Linked DNA regions of Homo sapiens: region 1 is linked to region 2. The links are chromatin loops, found by intact Hi-C in ENCODE. Cell type or tissue: endothelial cell of umbilical vein. All regions are shown on one strand. Links, peaks and the distances in the headings refer to the core of each region. The heading gives the core; the rest is flanking DNA. Region 1 overlaps DGKD (diacylglycerol kinase delta). Region 2 overlaps INPP5D (inositol polyphosphate-5-phosphatase D).

The links. A loop is a pair of places that touch in the nucleus more often than their neighbours do. Peaks named below come from ENCODE experiments on the same cell type or tissue, not always from the same donor. Only the 100,000 strongest peaks of a DNase experiment are listed, where the experiment ranks them.
Region 1: a loop joins it to region 2, with 3.0 times the contacts of the local background. A loop is called at or near these places in 3 of 110 quality-filtered maps.

What each region holds. Positions count from the first base shown.
Region 1 is chr2:233,417,988-233,420,889 of GRCh38, reverse strand. All of the region lies in intron 3 of DGKD (diacylglycerol kinase delta), which reads right to left. Among named protein-coding and RNA genes, the nearest start is that of DGKD, 65 kb to the right of the region's middle. RefSeq lists a silencer at 1,493-1,602 and an enhancer at 1,793-1,992. In endothelial cell of umbilical vein, for the core only: no CTCF peak of the experiment used is centred there; a DNase peak (open chromatin) is centred at 1,769; H3K27ac peaks cover 2,356 bases.
Region 2 is chr2:233,083,344-233,086,245 of GRCh38, reverse strand. All of the region lies in intron 2 of INPP5D (inositol polyphosphate-5-phosphatase D), which reads right to left. Among named protein-coding and RNA genes, the nearest start is that of INPP5D, 24 kb to the right of the region's middle. RefSeq lists an enhancer at 1,373-1,422 and a silencer at 1,413-1,707. In endothelial cell of umbilical vein, for the core only: no CTCF peak of the experiment used is centred there; DNase peaks (open chromatin) are centred at 295, 605 and 1,585; H3K27ac peaks cover 2,500 bases.

The DNA.
Region 1 (2,902 bases), core at 321-2,820, 330 kb before region 2:
ACAGCAGCACTACTGATCACAGGGAATCTGGGAAAGTGTACGTCCACAACAGGACGTCTTAGGTACTGGAACACTACAGAGGCCACGAAAACCAGCATCGTGGGCCTCAACTCAGGCCGCGCCTGTCAGGAGCTCTGCGGTTCATGCCTCGTTCCCCAGAAATTCTGATTTAACTCCAGGAATCAGGAATCAGTTGTATTAAACCTTGAACCATTTAACTAAAGCTAGATGTAGCCACAGGGATAAATCCAGGAAGCGTAATGCTGTGGCTGTCCAGTCTGATAACATTTATTCGACATTTCAGAACCAGTTCAACAATGCTATATACTGTTTATGCCTACACACACTTATCAAAAAAGTATATAAACATGAAAACAAATGACAAACACCAAAGTTAGGATGCCCCCAGGGAAGGGGGAGCAGGAAGAAACGAGGATAGGAAAGAGAATTCCAAGTGCCTCTGTTATATCTATTATGTTTATTTCTCAGGCTGGAAGCAGTCATAGCTGGGTTCATGTGTTACTTTTTGAATGTTTTAAATGTTTTGGCACAAAAATATGCTAACATGCCCAAGCCAGAACTAGAGACACACACAATATAGCCATGCCCTATATTTGTAGTTTAGCCATACGGAAGGTTAACAGGTCAGCCTGAAACCATGCCAGTAGCCAGACTCTGCTGAGGGAACTGGGGGAGGGGAATCTCCTGAGCGCCTGAGCCTGGAATTCACTCCTTTACCATCCCAACCCCTTTATGCAGGGTTCCCAGGGCTTTTATACACCCCACCAGGCCCCTGCCGACTGCCACGCGTCTCATGGCAGACACAACTGTTCCTAATTTGTCTCTCAAATTTCTCATCCCAGAGTCAATTCCTGAATCCCAAATAGCTCGAGTGTCTGAAAACAAGGTGGATGCTTCATGAAGGGAGGAAAGGGAGGTCCTGGCGGGACCACTCAGAAGGGAGCTTTTAGAGGAGAACAGCAAAAACACCTTCCCTCCCAACACACACCCCTCCACAAACCACAAACCAACATCACACCCTAGAAACCTCAAAGCACACAGGGACAGGTCCTGCACCGTCGACAGACAAGGTGAAAATCCACCCACACCCAAAGCAGAACAAATCTGGGCTCTGTAGTGCTTGCTTTGGGGGACTGGAGGGAAATTTTCCCGTGACAAAGCTCAGACTGTAGGAATTCACCACACACAAGCCTCTTCCACCTGCAGCTTTCTGTCTGGCCAGGTGAGAACCACAGAATGTTTCTAGCACATGAGTAAAGTCACACCACAAAGCCTATACCTTAAAAATTCCAGCCTTCCATTTCTAAGACATACAAGCCAAGAAGCAACCCTCTGGAGCATCTTACAAGGAAGCTCAATTCCTTCCGCTTAATTCCAAACCCTGACCTTGAACTCACCACCCAACAGCCTCCCAGTATGATGGCACACTGTCCCCTGGGGCTCTTACCTGCTGCCCTTCCTGCTCAGAACAGTTTCCAGCTGCTCCACGTGTATCAAAATTGAAGTGACCCAGCACAAACAAAAACTGGGTGTTAAAGTCAATGGGCAAGAGCCTACAGATTACGAAGTAGAGCAGGAACGCTGGAGCAGCAAATCAGTACCGTGCAATCAGCCACCAACCAAAAGAGGGGCAAAGGGACGGTGCTGGGGGCAGGATGAGGCACTCGGAAACACTCTGCTAAATATAGCTCCTGGGCTGCAGCGCTTGGAAAGGTGGCCGAGAATAAGCATCTGGCGCCCTGGGTCATTTCTGTCACTTCCTGTTACTCACATCCTGCTGTTCCGATGCTGCCCGAATCCTGGATTCCCCGTACACAATTCCCTACCTGGAAGCCCCCAGAGACAGACCATTCAAAGCAGCTGGGATGTGCGTAGACAACAGACTTCCTCACAGAGCACCACACAAAACACAAAAATAGACACCACCACACAAACAAGCTCTTGGAGTTCCCCATATAGAAAGAGCCTGAGTGCCCAGGTCCGGGTGAGCTCCGCACAGCACTGTGTCAGACCCCGCCCAGCCCACCAGCTCTGCACGCTGCCCTGTCTGCAACCTAAAAGGGAACGTGGGCCCAAACAGCTGTCATGCACTTCCTCTCCTGGGCTGCATCTCACCTGCAGCCTCAGAGCAGCTTTGGGGGGAAGGAGGGGGTCCCCAGCATGACAACTGACAGGTGCCACCCACAGCACAGTCAGAGCAAGGCATCCTCCATCTGACCCACTCCTGCCTCCCCAGGAACTCAGGAAGCCCAGGTATGGAGCAAAGCCAACTTGGCAAGAAGTTAAAGTCACATGTAACCTACCAGAAGATAGGTTGTTTTAATTTATTTATTTTTTTAGAAACCCATAAAGTAAAATGAAGCAAAAAGTGAAAGTTCTACTTAAAAATGAAACGTGACAGAAATATTGTGTTACTTACCTATTCACTATTTCAACAGTACTTCATTAAGCTTGAGTTATGTTCAACTGTGAGAAAACTAGAGATTGGGGACTGCCATGGTTGGCGGGGGGGCCTCTGGCAGGAAGGGAATATTATTACCCATGAAAGGCACCCCAGATGTAGAGCTGGTGCCCCAACATGGGCTGGCCATAGTCAACCAGCATGCAGAAGGCAAAATACAAACAAATGTGGTTTCAATAGCAAAACGCTGGCAGCACCTCAGTCTCCAGACAGGGGGCTGGTGAAGTAAGCTCCAACATGCTCACACAATGGTATGTCACAGGCCCATAGTCATGGACACAGAAAGATGTTCATGAAGTAATAAGTTTTAAAAGCAGGTCATAAACTAGTCTGTATAAATAATCCAAATTTTTGTAAAACTAAAGTGTATTTAATAATATTCACAGAAAAAGGCCCCATAACTATCTGTCCATATCAGGG
Region 2 (2,902 bases), core at 274-2,773:
GATCATGCCATTGCCCTCCACCCTGGGCAACAAGAGCGAAACTCTGTCTCAAAAAGGAAAGAAAGAAAGAAAGAAAGAAAGAAAGAAAGAAAGAAAGAAAGAAAGAAAGAAAGAAAGAAAGAAAGAGGCTATCTTATCCCTATGTCTGTTTTTAAGACAAACAGACCTTTACTAGAAGCCCACAAAGCCCTTCTCTTCACATCTCATTGGTTACACTTGCATCCCATTCCCCAGTCTAAACTTATCGGCTACATGGTGCATGTTGATGTTAGTTCTAGACCGCTTTGGGTAACAAAGACAGGAAACAGGCCCATGATCTGGGGCAAGGTGAACCAGAAGGCTCTGGAACATGGAGAAACAAGGACAAAATGGCTAGTGGGGATGGGGAGAAAATAAAGACAGTCATTTGGAGGTAGAGATGACAAATGGCATGGATACTCTTTCCAGAATTCTCTGACAGACTGGGGAAGGGATTAGGGATCTTGCAGCCACACAAGAGGGAGGGGCTGCTCAGTCACAAAGGCATGTGTACCCCAGGGGGCTAGAAAACGGGGGGAGGCTTGGCTTTCTCAGGGGATTAGAAGAAAGATGCCAGAAGAGCTGGAATAAAAACTTACTCAAAGACCTAACAGAAGAAAGGTCTTTTGTGTCAAAGAACAGAGTTTGCAAAGTGAACAAGCCGAACACATTGCAGGTACTATCAATGAAAGGAAAATGACAACACTGGAAAAGAATTCCCACCGGCTTCAAAGTAGAAAAAAAGAAAAAAATGGGTCGCCTCTATAGGAACCAGCACAAGTTTGGCCTTGGATTTTGTACTCGGAACTATTCATAACGCTACATTCTTTTTTTTTTTTTTCTTTGAGACAGTCTTGCTCTGTCACCCAGCTGGAGTGCAGTGGTGAGACCTCAGCTCGCTGCAGCCTCTGCCTCTCAGGTTCAAGCGATCCTCCCACCTCAGCCTCCGGAGTAGCTGTGACTACGGGCATGCACCACCACACCCGACTAAGTTTTGCATTTTTAGTAGAGACGGGGTTTCACCATGTTGCCCAGGCTAGTCCCAAACTCCTGACCTCAGGTGATCCACCTGCCTCAGCCTCCCAAAGTGCTGGGATTACAGGAGTGAGCCACTGCACCCAGCCTGTAACACTACATTCTTGAAGGTAGTGCTGTACCTTTTACAGGATTTTGAGCGAACAGTTGGTTCCAAGAATTTTATATCTATCAAATTACTCTTGAATGTGTAGACAACTAAAGATGTTTTGAGATATTCAGAGGCTTGGAAAATAGATCTGTCCATATTCTGCAGTAGACAGAAAAACCAATTCAAAATGCAGGCTTCTAGAAGGTGAGTGTCAGAGCATAAAGGAACCCCTCCACCAGCACGGACCCCCTTGGGGCCCATTGTCCTTGGCATGGCTGTGGAGCCCACACAGGGCAGCCCTGGCCGTGCTAGGCTTCTATGCCCTGAACCTTTTCTGTGCCCCTTGTTGTGCAACTTCAGGAAGTGTGTTAGAGCCACATCCTTTGCCCGGCGGCTCAGACGGAATCTTTACTTCACTCAGTGACCACTCAGAACAATAACAGCTGCCACTCGCTTCCTGAGCTTAATAACAATGGCTCAACCGTTCACCTCCCGGATGCTTGTGACGGAACAGCTTTTAGAAAGTTGTTTTGTTTTCCCTCTCCAAAAGCCATGTCGCCCGGAGATACGTGACAGCCACCGTCAGGGACCAGGGACTTGAGTCACAAGTGTCTCTTCTTTAGAACTCACCGGAATGGCTCAGACCACTGGATTTTTTCTTCCAAATCGGGAAAGAATAATGAAAGGGTCTATGAGATAGATATTTTCTAACTCTTCATCTAAACTTGCATGAAAACCTGGGAGTGTGGCTGGGCATGGTGGCTCACGCCTGTAATCCCAACACTTTGGGAGGCTGAGGCGGGTGGATCACTTGAGCCCAGGCGTTTGAGACCAGCCTGGGCAACATAGTGAAACCCTATCTCTACAGAAAAATACAAAATTTAGCTGGGCATAGTGGTGCACACCTGTAATCTCAGCTACTCAGGAGACTGAGGTGGGAGAATTGCTTGAGCCTGGGAGCAGAGGTTGCAGTGAGCCGAGGTCGCGCCACTGCACTCCAGCCTGGTCTACAGAACAAGACCCTGTCTCAAAAACAAAACAAAACAAAACAGAAAAACACCTGGGGGTGCTCCCATCTTGACTGAAACAATCAATATCCTAGATACAATCTCAACCTCAAGAAAAGACAGGAAGTTCACAGAGAACATTGATGTGATAGGGGATTATGGGTAGTTCTAATTTTCTGCTTTATTCCTCTCGGTGGGAAGGATGTTAGAAAGGACGCAAGGGCCAAAAGGTTGTAGGGTGGAGCCGAAGGGCCTCTTTTGCTTCAACTGTGGCCCTAGGTTTGAGACAGCCATTTATGCGACACGTCTGAGGCCACTCCAGGCCTCCCTGGCCACCCTGGAGCTGGCCCATGAGGGCGGCTTGCAGGACCTCAGACTCTTCCTTACTTTCCCAAAGAGGGGCCATTTCAAAGGCAGCAGCAGCCTCCCAGCTCAGTCTGCAGCGAGCAGCTCAAGATAGGCACCGCTTCTCTTAGGGGAGAGTCACTTCCCTTTCCAAGTCAAGAAAGGAGTTTTGGCTTTACAAGAAACCCACTCTCTTGGTGTGGGACAGTCAGGCCTGCGGGGCTGAGCCGTTCTGCCTTCGTCTGGCCTCACACAGGGCTCAGAGCACTGCCCCAACCCTCCCCCAACCAGGAAAAGCAGTGCAAGCTGAGTCCAGAAGGTTCTCAGGGTTTGAGTGGCACAGCAGCTGTTGAACAACTGCTTAACAGTTCCAGAGCGTACTCAGGTCCCTGAAGACATGAAGCCC